Regions from separate parts of the Homo sapiens genome. Here region 1 is linked to region 2. The links are chromatin contacts, found by Hi-C in ENCODE. All regions are on one chromosome and are shown on one strand. The core of a region is the stretch at or near the end of the contact, and the rest is flanking DNA. Distances in the headings are between cores, read along the strand shown.

What was found. A loop is a pair of places that touch in the nucleus more often than their neighbours do. Pooled maps may share reads with other maps.
Region 1: a map of posterior cingulate gyrus shows a loop between it and region 2 (2.7-fold over the local background). The contact joins the promoter of OCA2 here to the enhancer-like site in region 2. A Hi-C loop is called at or near these places in 3 of 168 maps with a recorded cell type or tissue (heart left ventricle, posterior cingulate gyrus and right cardiac atrium), 1 of 37 single-sample maps with no recorded cell type and 5 of 50 pooled maps.

What each region holds. Positions count from the first base shown.
Region 1 is chr15:28,095,161-28,101,550 of GRCh38, reverse strand. OCA2 (OCA2 melanosomal transmembrane protein) reads left to right here and starts at 2,236. Exons shown (of 24, transcript NM_000275.3): 1 at 2,236-2,327. RefSeq lists an enhancer at 2,289-2,941.
Region 2 is chr15:28,018,833-28,024,458 of GRCh38, reverse strand. It overlaps OCA2 (OCA2 melanosomal transmembrane protein), which reads left to right. Exons shown (of 24, transcript NM_000275.3): 6 at 1,886-1,958. Among named protein-coding and RNA genes, the nearest start is that of OCA2, 78 kb to the left of the region's middle. RefSeq lists enhancers at 299-798, 4,523-5,191. Within about 2 kb of position 3,004, at least 2 of the 41 ENCODE cell types and tissues checked have a DNase peak (open chromatin) inside an H3K27ac peak, as active enhancers do.

The DNA.
Region 1 (6,390 bases), core at 987-3,486, 78 kb before region 2:
AGTTTGGCTGTTCGAGTCACACACAGGCTTCCATTGATGCATCTGCAGGCAACACTCACTCTCAGCCACCAGGAAAGGAAACCCCATCTGGCCCTGAGGGTCAATCAACCAAGGGGACTGATTGACGGCAGCTAAGAAGCCCAGAGACAGTGAGCATGTGGCTGTGCTGGGTGTGGGTGCCTGTCGGCTCGCGGGGGGGCTTTGTCACCCCTCAGCTGCCGCCAGGGCTGGGACACATAGATTTGGCTCACCCGAGCCAGTCCCTGGCATGGAAGTTGGGTTTCCTCCATTACTGTGGCCACTCAGGGTCTATCCCTGGAGCTGGGGTAGGGTTGCTCCTTCCCCATACATTCAGCAGTTACACAAAAACAACTGTGACCTGCAAGGCACAGAGAGCCACACGCTTGGCCGCAGCTGTCCTGCTGGCGTTTCAAAGCCCGCATTTCGACAGATCTGCGTGCACACCAAGAGCCTTCTGCCCACTCAGGGAGCCTCCCCCGGGCTCTGTGCCCCAGCCCCTTCCCGCCCTGTAACAGTGTCCCTGAGGCACTGGGAGGGGAGCAGGTGCAGTGATGAGCGAGGAGGAGACAGTATTTCTGGGACGGGAACTGGTGCATCGGTGGTCACAGGCTCCCTGGAGCCGCCATCCCACAAGGATGGGGGTCACCATGCAGGCTGCTTGCCAGCCATATCCACACCTAACGCACACGGCGGTCTGAACTGAGGGGTCTGCACATGCGACAGTGAATGTGGTCTCAGAGATCTCGGGCTCTCCTGCTGTCAGGGCCCTGGCTGGGAACTTCAGTGTCCTGGAGCCTGCCATGCCGAGGACATCCTCGGTCCCTGCTACCAGGGCAACCCCTGGCCCACCCTGTGGCTGTGCAATGTGCTCTGTTATAAGGCATGAGATCTCTTTCAGCTCTGCTGTTACACTGTGGATGGAGCCTCTTACTTCCTGCCAATTCCTGTGCAGGGCCTGGCCACTGCAGCTGTGTGTGTGTCTGTAGCTGTGTTGTCTCCATGTGTTTGTGCGTGTATCTGTGTGTGTGTCTGTATCTGTGTGTGTATCTGTGTGTGTCTGTGCGTATATCTGTGTTTGTATATCTGTATATGTGTATCTGCGTGTGTGTCTGTGCATGTATCTGTGTGTGTGTCTGTATGTGTCTATGTATCTGTGTATCTCTGTGTCTGCGTATCTGTGTGTCTGTGTATCTCTGTGTGTAGATCTCTGTATCTGTGTGTATCTGTGCATGTGTGTATCTGTGTGTCTGTATCTGTGTGCCTGTGTATATCTGTGTCTGTGTATCTCTGTGTGTGTCCGTGTGTGTATCTGTGTGTGTCTCTGTATCTCTGTATCTGTATGTATCTCTGTATCTGTATCTGTGTGTCTGTACCTGTGTCTGTGTATCTGTGTCTGAGTATCTGTATATATTTGTGTGTGTCTGTGTATCTGTGTCTGTGTGTATATCTGTGTATCTGTGTGTATCTCTGTGCCTGTGTGTGTGTCTCTGTGTATCTGTGCATGTGTCTGTGTGTATCTGTGTATGTGTGTCTGTGTATCTGCATGTGTCCTTGTGTGTCATCTGTGTATCTGTGTCCTGTATCTGTGTGTCTGTGTATTGCTGTGTCTCTGTGTGTGTCTCTGTGTATGTGTATCTGTGTATCTGTGTCTGTGTATATCGTGTCTATCTCTGTATCTGTGTGTGTGTCTGTGTGTATCTGTGTGTGTCTGTGTATCTGTGTGTGTCTGTGTATCTCGTGTGTGTGTCTGTGCTGCAGGAGGGGCTGTCGGCAAGTGTAACCTTGGCGTCCTAGCTGGAGGGCCTCTCAGTGCCCGCTGGGAGAGCTCTGAAGGGAACAGAATGTTCACTGAGCATTTCCCCGTTCTTGTTCATAGGGAAAAGCCTGTCCGCAGTCCTGGGCCGCCTCTTTAGAGGTAAAGCTGGAAACTATCCCCGCGGAGAGCGCTGTCGGGGACGCCGGGGCGGCGTGGCCTTAGACGGAGCTGCTCTCAGCCCGCGCCGCCGGGGGCTGGGGAGCTGAGGGGCCGGGGGTGCGGAGCGGGCGAGCTGTGGGCGGGGCCATGTGGGCAGCTTTGTGGGCGTGGCCGGGAGGGGCGTGCTACGGGCGTGGCCGCACTGTGGGCGGGGCCGAGTGGGGAGTGCTGTGGGCGGGGCCGGGCCGGGGGCGTGCCTGGGTGGGGGACCCGCTGCGGGAGCGCCGAGCTCCCTCTGAGTTCTTACTTCGAAGGCTGTGCTCCGCTCACCATCCAGAGCGGAGGTGCGGACCTTAAACTCACTCCTGGAGAAAGATCTGCAAGTGCGCAGGTAAAGTGCACGTGCTCCGCGGTCGGGAGGAAGGAGGCGAGGAGCCAGACTAGCCTGGGAACAGGCAGGGAGGGTTTACACAGCCCCGGCTGAGTCGCGGCTTAGGAAGCAAGGCAAGTTCCCCTAAAGGTTAGTGTGCACAGACGGGTGCGACGGAGCCGACCTAGCGCGGCTGAGTCCGCCTGGGCCTGCAGCAGCTGCCCCCTGAGCACCCCCTCCGGCTCTCTGCCAGGCGACCCAGGAAAAAGTCGCCCCCTGGTGGGCCATGAGGTCATGGGTGGGGGGAGTTTGGAAAGGTTCAGACAGCAAATGTTCCACTTGAACTCCAGGGCAGCATCTGGCACTGCGGGGCCTCCTAGCCATGAGCCGTGGTCAGGCGTTTCCTTAGAATGGAATGCACTGGAGTGAAAACACTAAATCCCTCAAAGCTGCTTCTCTTTACTGTGGTCACACACAGTGAAATCAATGGGCATTAGTGCAGCTAGCTCTTTTCAAGGACACAATGTTAAGCACAGGAAGCCTGGTATGTGGACGCTCTGGGTTTGCAGAACCAGGCAGGGGCCAGGGGCTCAGGACAAGTGCCCGGTGCTCCCTTCCCATTGGGCGAATCAGAGCCTGGGGCCCGGCGGTGAAGCTCCCCAGGTGACTCTAATGTGCAGTGCACTTTGAGGAGCACTACTTAGACCAATGTGACAGTCTACAATGTGTAGATTTAGGGTGAGTGATTCTGAGGAAAAGAAACCCGAGGCTGTTAGCAGTTGTGGGCAGCTGCTGTCTACCTAAACCAGCTGCGGTTTGCTTGCTTGGTGAGCCTGAGCTTCGCGGGGCGGGCATGGCATCTGCCATCCAGGACCCTGGGACGGGGCCTGCCAGGGCAAGGAGCTGAGCATTGAACGCATCTGGGGATAACTATCTCTCATAGAAGAACTAATGAGGATTGAACCTGAACACAGAGATGAAAGAGCTGAGTAGACTGCAAAGAATTGCACAAAAACTGCTTGTTCTGCAAATTTAGTTTACAACAATTTGAGTGCAGTTCACATTGGTGTAATGTGATTTAGGATCATAAGTCCCTAAAGTTTCATTACACTGATGAAAAGCAAATGCCTATACTGTTCTTGTTTTATGAGAAGAACGCAACCTCCAGCCCCTGGAGCAGCTGAGATCTGAGGATATCAGGAATACCAGGAATGGGGAGGTCCTGGCTGTCCCTGGAAACCCAGCGGCATGACACCTGTGTCACCTGGGTCCCCGTTTCTATGCTGGAGTGGCAGGCAGCAAGGAAATATTTTGAGTTTGAGGCCATATGCATTTTGGAAAGATCACTGTGGCTGGGGGGTTGGGAGCAGCTGGGGAGTTGAAGAAAGCCACTGCCAAGGCCTTCCCACTGAGTGTGGTTGCCAGGCCGGGGCAGGGAAGCACTGGTGAGCTGCAGGGGGGATTCCCAGTTGGTGATGGGTGATGGATGGTGGGATCAGTGGGCCCCTGGGAAAGGCCAGGTGTGGCTTCAGCACTCTGGGAGTTTTGGGTACCTTTATGTCTAGGGACACAAAGAGGTAGATGGACACAGTGGTTTGAGCTGCAGAAGAGAGTTGGGCGGCCACCTGTCCACAGGTGAGGATGAGGTTTCTTGGGAGAGTAGAGAGAAAGGGGAGGCTTTTAACTGTTAGTAGTGGAAAGATGGCTTGCAATGGAGATAAAGGCTACCACAGAGGGGAGGAAAGCCCAGAGCCTGGAGGCCAGGGGGCAGGATCTGGGGCAGGGGCTGACCCAGTGTGGCATTCTCCATATGCTGGAAATGTGAGAAGAGACTCCACAAGCCGGAGCTCCCTCAGCTCCTTGGGGCCGCTGGCTCTACCAGCTCACTCGCTGGTTGTTGGGTTTCCGCAGTTTCCATTTGGGGTTCTGTCACTGACCTGCAGGCAGCCGGCTTGTCGCGGGCTGTGGCTCTTGCGCCGGCCACCCGCGGGACCCGCGCAGTTTCGGCGGAGCGCGGCGGGGTCCGTGTGGGTCCGACCCGTGGGGAGGTGTGGCTGGCGCGCCTGTGCTCTCGGCCCGGCCACCCACTGAGGCGCCAGGAGGCGCATTCCGCAGGGCGGCGGGGAGCAGGTCCGGTGTTTCGAGGAGCATGGGACACAGTTTCCAAGCTGGCCTGCAGGATGGGCGAAGGGACACCGAACTACAGCGGCACAGCGCCGGGCCAAACTGCCCGCAGCTGGGGTAGCAGAGGAGGCTTGCGGCAGCGGCGCCGCGGGGAGGGGTCCTGGCCCCGGGCTGGGAGCGGGGCTGGGCGGCCGCGTGCCCGGCTGCGCGTTTGCTGGCGCTGCTCGTTTCTCCCCGAGAGGTGCGCCTGGCCTGCCGCGGGGCCGCCAGTCCCGGGGGGCCCTGCGAACGCGGCCCTCGGCAGAGCCCACCCGCGGCCTCCCGAGGCCCTCTCCCGGGCCCCGCCCCTCCTCCCAGGCTGGAAGGAGGCGTACTCTTTCAAACAAGAACAGAAAACGGATGGAAAGCCACGATGTTTGGCTTAACGTTCTAGAAGCTTTTAACCAAGTTCACATGTTGAAAAATCCACCTGAAGGGATATACGGTCACACTCGCGGTCTCGGTCCAGGCCCGAAGTGGGGTGGGGGCACCGCACCCTACACTGCCCTCAGCGGGACACCCCTGTCTCAGCCCAGGACCGGCTGAGGAGGAGGCTGACCCCTGGACGGGCTTCTTCAGGCCTTCTTGGCCGCAGGGCTTCTCCTGCCCCCTCCCTGGGATCCGGGAACTAGAAGGAATGCTTCAAATGCAACGGTCACAGCATCGCTCCTGCGGACACCGCCAGGCTCCCGAGACACGGCTACGCCTCCGGCTCACAGTCACGCCCGACACAGACAGACCACCTCCAACGAAAAGCCACGCCCCCGGAGACACGACCACACCTCGGAGACAGGCCATGCCCCCGGAGACACTACCAAGCCCCAGAGACACGACCACGCCCCAGGAGACACAACCACGCCCCGGAGACAAGCCATGCCCCCAGAGACACGGCCACGCCTTGGAGACAAGCCACGCCCCCGAGACCAGCCACCTCCCGGAGACACGACCACGCCCCGGAGACAAGCTACGCCCCCGGAGACACATTGACGCCTTTGCAGACGCAGCCAGGCCCCCGGAGAGAAGGGCCGTGCTCCGAGAGACACAGCCATGCCCTGTGGACCCAGCCAGGCCCCTGCAAGCATAGCCAGGGGCGGTTTCTCGCTCAGAGGGACGCCTTGGGGCTGAGCAGCGCATTAGGGACGATTTGGGGCCAAGCAGCGCTTTGTGGGGAGGGGAGCGTTCAGTGACGGGTGTTTTCTCTGGATGTTAGACACTGTCCACCAGAGGGGAGTTGGCTGCAGAGGGACTGCCTTTCAACAGCCAAATTTTCACCTCAGCGCCTAAACCTGGTGCTTCTCGTTCCTTGCCGGTATTATGTCAGATATTTAAAGAACTCGAAGAACAATGTTCTTTTTTTTTTTTTTTTGAGACAGTTTCGTTCTTGTTGTCCAGGCTGGAGTGCAATGGCGCCATCTCGGCTCACCGTCACCTCCACCTCCCTGGTTCAAGCGGTTCTCCTGCCTCAGCCTCCCGAGTAGCTGGGATTACAGGCACGCGCCACCACGCCCGGCTAATTTTTGTATTTTTAGTAGAGACGGGGTTTCTCCATGTTGGTCAGCCTGGTCACGAACTCCTGACCTCAAGTGATCCGTCCGCCTTGGTCTTTCAAATTGCTGGGATTACAGGTGTGAGCCACCGCGCCCGGCCACAATGTTCTTAAGATTTACGAAGAAGCTGTTTTCCACACGCTGTTGATCGCCGCCACTGTGAAGTCGGCGTGCGGCGCCTGCTGCCGGCTGTCGTTTCACAGGGGCGGGGTGGGAGGGCCGCGGTCCCCCGGGCGCACCCGGGCGGGGAGTGCGCAGGGCGGCCTGGCTGGGCCACTCCTGCCCTCCCGCCGGGCGCCAACCGGGGATCCGCCAGCTCGAGCTCTGCTCCGAGTCCCGCAGACCCACCATGCCCGGAGCACTCAGCCGTGCGG
Region 2 (5,626 bases), core at 1,755-4,254:
GCACCCCTTTGAGATTGTGCCCTGGGCCTCTGCCCAGCGGTAAGTGTTGAAGCTCTGAGGTTTGCCCCCTCTGGGGAGGTGTCTCTGATTTTATTTGCCCAGACATCTCCATCCTTTCAAATACATGAACATTCACAACAGACTCATTCTGGAGCCAAACCAACGTGAGATGCCCTTGTAGGGAACAGAGTGTGGGAACGAGGGGAGGGCGAGGGCTGCTCTGGTGAGCCCATGGCAGTGGGCGGTGCTGTTCTTCATTGGAGGGGTCCTAGCAGATGGACCCATCAAGGGAAAGGCACAGGAGCCCGAGCAGGGAGCCAGGGCTGCAGAGACACCTCTGTGCCCTCCGAGGCGACAGTCACAGGTCCCACTGCCAGCCTTGGTGTGCTTTGTGGCCTGATGTAGCCTGAGCCAGGGTCACATAGCGGCACTCAAAATACATTTGCCCAATGAGTGGGTGTGTGGTCTCCTGTCTGGTTGTGTGTCTGTGTGTGTGCAGGTGAGTATATGGTCTCCTGTCTGTGGCTGTGTGTCTTCGTGTCTGCACGTGGGTGTATGGTCCCCTGTGCCTGCTCTATGTCTGTGTGTGTGCACCATTGTGAACTGTGTAGGTTGTGTGTGGTCCCCTGTGCCTGCTGTATGTCTCTGTGTGTGCACCTGTGTGAGCTGTGTAGGTTGTGGTCAGTGACCATGATGGGTTGTGCCTGTGCTTTGCGGAGTTATTTTGGGTGAGTGCCACTTTTGAGTGTTGCTCCAAGATGGTGTGCATGGGCAGTTGCTGGGAGACCACAGTGGGTGGTAGGTGCTGCTGTGATGGGGGTGTGACTGTGGTTGTGGGCAAGGGTGGGTCTGAGCTGTGTTTCATGATGTGCACCAGCTTAGGGGGTGGTGTGCTCTCCCACGCAGCCTGCCCTGGTGACAGGGTCCCCTGTGCATGAGATGTGTGGCTGTTGCTGGCTGTTTCGTGACCTGCACGCGTGGCATGTGTGTTGTGGCTCTGCGTGCGTGCAGGAATGTCTGTGGCCCTGGGTCCGCTCTCAGCTGTGACATGTGGACAGCAGGGTGGTGTACGAAGTCAGTGCTGATTGCATTGAGCTGAGTACAGTCAACTTCTTAATAACCAACCCATGAGGGAGGAGATCTGTGACCCAGAGAAAGGAAACCTATGCTAGAAATGGAAAACCAATTACATTGAGCTCTGAAAGCATCACGATTTGATATTTTTGGCTACCAATTTGCTTCCCCACTTCCTACTCACATGAATGTGTGTTTCTGAAGCCCTGCTGCTCAGCAGGGCCTGGCAGGTGCTCTGAGATTTCAAAGGAACCGGGCAGGGTGGGCCAGGTCTCCCCTGGTCCCCAAGAGCTGACCTGAGCTCTGTGTCCAGTCTTCAGCCTTCTTCTGTGAGATGGAGTTTAGGTGATTTGTGGAGATATCCAAAATAGAATTTGAGGAATGATTTGAACTTCTATAATCTCATGTTATCATCAGTTTAATTTACTTTTTGATGGTGTATAAGGTGCTTTGCAAATTTCACAAACACCTGCTACCACAAACACATGCTCTAACCATCACAGGGGTCATATGCCTTTATTCTCCATTGTGAGAAAACCACATTTATCCTTCTTCGATGATTTAATTTTATGGCCAGGCATTTAATCCTTAAATTTGGCAGGTATCAATAATCAGGGCCCATTGTAGCTGAACACTGTAATGAATCAGAATATTATAATATTTAAGACAAAGCTATTCAGAGTAAGCTGGCGCGTACTGGATGCACACAGTAGCCCCATCATCACATCTGTTTTCGACTGTTATCAAAATGATTTATACCTTACTGCTCTCATACCACACCTCTGTCATTCAACGTTTCTGATTGTTACAGATTTTGTTCAGCCTATATCCGGATCAAGGAAAGCTCTGGCAGCTGTTGGCCTTATCACCGCTGGAGAACTACTGTATCCAAAATCCACTCTGAGATGGCCAGCCGCCTGGCTGAGATCTGAAACACAAGGAGACACTTGCAGACGGTTGTGACTGCTGCTGAAGGCCACGGCACAGGCCATTACCACTCGAATTTTGTTTCTCCAGGATGTCTGATGAGAGATGGAGTCTCAGGACAGAGGGGCGGGGAGCTCCAGGGAGACAGTGGCGGGGTTGGTGGTGGAGCTCTCCGAGTGAGGAAGGGGGACAGCAGGGCACATTCCAGCCAGGACCTGGCTTTCCCTAGCTCCCCGATACTCCTTTCCTCCCCCGTCTCTTTTGCGTTCAGCGTGACCCATCTTCCAGTCCCTGCTGTCCTGGCTGTGTCACCTTGCTCTGATGACTGCTGTGGCACCTCCTACTGTGCTTGCTCTGGCCTTCTTGCATGCCTCAGAATTTTTAGTTAGAAGTCATACACATCCTGTAGGATAGTAGATACAGAGGCCAGTGGTGTTTAAGCTTGGAGATGAGCATGCCTTGACTTCTGCAGGCATTAGTTGGAGGGTTCATGTAAATCTAGTGAGAATCTGGCTGTGTTGAGGTTTGCGGTTGCTGTGGCAACCTGCGGTGCACTAGACACTCAGAATTACCGGGCGCCCTGCCAGCTGTCTGCCAGACCTTGCTCTATGCCCACCCCTCCCACTGGGGTAAGAGCTACTTTTTCCCCTCCTACCTTCTCATGGCTGCAGGAATTCCCACTGCGCCCTCTGGCTGCCAGATTAGATGCGCTTCCCAAGCAAATGAAGGCCTTTGCTCCTTAGGGGAGATAGAGGCAGCGGGAGAGGGTGAAGCTTGGCATCACTGGGGGATGCTTTCCCGGGATCTTCCCCAGGCTTCCTGTCTTCCTGGGGAGCGTCCGCTGGGGTTCCTGGAGGAAAAGCCTGCAAGAAAATGTGAACACCTCCATCTGTGGCTCTCAGAGGCTCCCACGCTCAAGCGAGCCCACACTTGACCTTGAGCAATGTCTACATTTTCTGGCTGAATCCCGCCTGATTCTGAAGTGTGGGGCTGGCACCTGTCCCAGGGAAGCCGCCTCTTCCTACAGTCACCTGTTTTGCTCTAGGTTTCAGGCGAGTTGTTTCTGCTGCAGCCTTATTCTGGGATCAGGAGTGGGCGGTTAACTGATGTCCGCCCAGCCTTTTCTGGGTGAAAGGGTGGGAGGGCTGTTTCTCAGCTCTCCAGCCAGGGTCCAGAGCCTATTTTGGAATGGACATGGTCATTAAGGTGTCTGTGCATGAAGGCCCCTGAAGCCCCCGGTACTGCTAGTGCGGCGGGCATCCGTGGAGGGTCCTGGAGAGGTGGGACCCTCCGATGCAGTGCTCTGATCAGGCAAATATTTTTGATGATTATTATTTAAAAAGGAATTAATTCAGTTAGCTAAATGGCAAGTGTTTTTTTCTTTAGTCTACTTACTTGATAGCCTCAGTGAACTGAAATTTTAGGAAACTGGCTTGCTTTCCTTGCAGTTGCTGTAATCTGTTGCATAGTCTTGGTTTTTGTAGTCCTTCTGGCAGTCTCACTACATCTTCCCAGGACACCCTCTCCTTAGCCAGTGACCTACCCAGCAGGGCACCAGCAGCCTTCCAGAAAGGCCTGGCACTTGAGGCTTTCTGGTGAGCCGGGGGCACACTGGTCACAGTTTGTGCTTCCCTCTGCTCAGTGGATGGAGGCACCCACAGTTTTAGAAGCACTCCACTTCCACTGGGGTCAGGGCGGTGCTGATGTCAGCTGAGTGCGTGTGCACGTGTTTGTATTTTCTTCATCACTTTAAAACCGTGCCTGAGCTGTAAAGTATCTCCATGTGAGAGAACCGAAGAGCTGTGTGATGTTGACAGACTTTGTTTCTCATTCTTGTGCCTCGACCTCTGCATTACTTCTCCAGGATGAAGAAAGCCAAGACTTGCCCTGTGTTCCTGGCCCCCCTCATGAAGTTCCCAGGACATGCCACCCTCCTGGGCAGGACTTTCCCGCAGGGGGAAGGGGAGATAGAGCAACCGGCTGCCAGGCTGACCCAGGAACCTGAAGGGGGAGGCTGGATCCTGTCCAGAAACCGTCCTCAGTGGGACTCAGGCAGGAGGGGGAGATTTCGGGGAACACTGGCACCAAACTTGATCAGTCAGTAGAGATCCCAGGCGAGCACAGCAGCTTAGGTCACTAAGATGAGATGATAGCCTCAGCCCTCTGGTCATCCCACCCAGGCCCCAGTGTGTCCCCTTTATTCTAAGGCATTTTGCCGAGCTCCTTCTCGAGCAGCCTGAGTGCACCAGGCCCCACGCAGGACCCCACAGCCTGAGTCCCTCCCAGCAGGGGGCAGGGCAGCCTGCCTTTCTTGGCAGGGGGTGGGGATGGGTGGGGGCGGGGAGCTGTCTCGCCTGCTCCCTGTGTGGCCTTCGAATTTGGATGAAGAGGGAGAGAGAGAGCCTGGGAGAGATGAAGGCCGCAGGGGGGAAGACGGGTGCTGCGTCCTCCAGCGCAGTGGGTCACCAGCCACGATGAGGGGTTGATTTGAGCCTCCAGCAGGCTCCTTGGAAAAGGGCAGTGTTCCCAGGGATTAACCACGCTTTCCGGAAACTCACGGACCCTCTCTTTGTGAAAGCTGAGCTTTGTGAAAGCTGCAGGCCTGAGGCCTGCCTGGGGAGGAGGGGAAGCCAGCTGGACCCTGCCCCCCACAAGGTGATTCCCTGAGAAAGGGCGTGCAGTATAGGCGTGAGGTAGGAGGGGCCTCGGCCTGGTTGGAAAGGCCCACAGCAATGTCCTCAGGGCTGTCTTCTGAGCAAGGAGCTCGAGGCCTCCTCCCGGCCCTCTGGCCTGCCCTGTGGAGGAGGCTGGGTGAAGGACACCCAGGGTGTCTGCTGTGAGGGGAGGAGCTTCTGGAGAAAGCACCACTCTCCTTTAGCCGGTGAATAGCGAAGCCACCTTTCTTTCGGAACCTCAGTGTCTCCCGCAGCAGCCAGGCGGTGTCGGTTCGGTAGTTGCAGGGTCTATTTCAGAAGCCTGTAATTGTAGCACCTGAAGTTCTTTGTCCCTGAATTGTTGTCTGAAGGAGGCCTGTCAGGCTCCCAGGGCACTGGGCAAATGAACAGAAGCCAGCAAACCTCTACAACCAGGTCAGTTAAGGGCGCCGTCCTTGTCTCCCGCTCTCCTTTCTCTTCCTCCCTCCCTTCCTGCTCTTCTTTGCTGCGTCCTCTTCTTTCTCCTCTCCCTTTCTCTCTCCCTCCCTTCTCCCCATTCTCCCTATTCTCTCCCTCCCTCTTTCCCCATCCCTTTCATTCTCTCCTTTTTCCCATGTGATGCATTTTGTATCACACCCAGCGCTGCATCCTGGGCTCTCAGAGGACATGGAGGAGACTGTGAGATTCAGAGGGGAGGAGAAAACACTGTTTCCCCACCCTCCTAGCTTCTCCAACCAGGGCCCTGCAGATTAGACACGAAGGACAGGTTAACAAGAAAAAGGCATACTCATGTATTTCATATAAGCGTTGCTTGACAAGAAACAGCTGAGCTTGGTGTTTTGATGCTAGGTTTGATGAAGAGTGGGGTCCTGAAAGGTGTGATAGGACGAGAGCACATGAGCAAGCGCAGGAAACGGGCCGGGAGGGGCCCTGGCGAGGCCTGTCCATTCAGGTCCCTCTTGGCCTCCCTC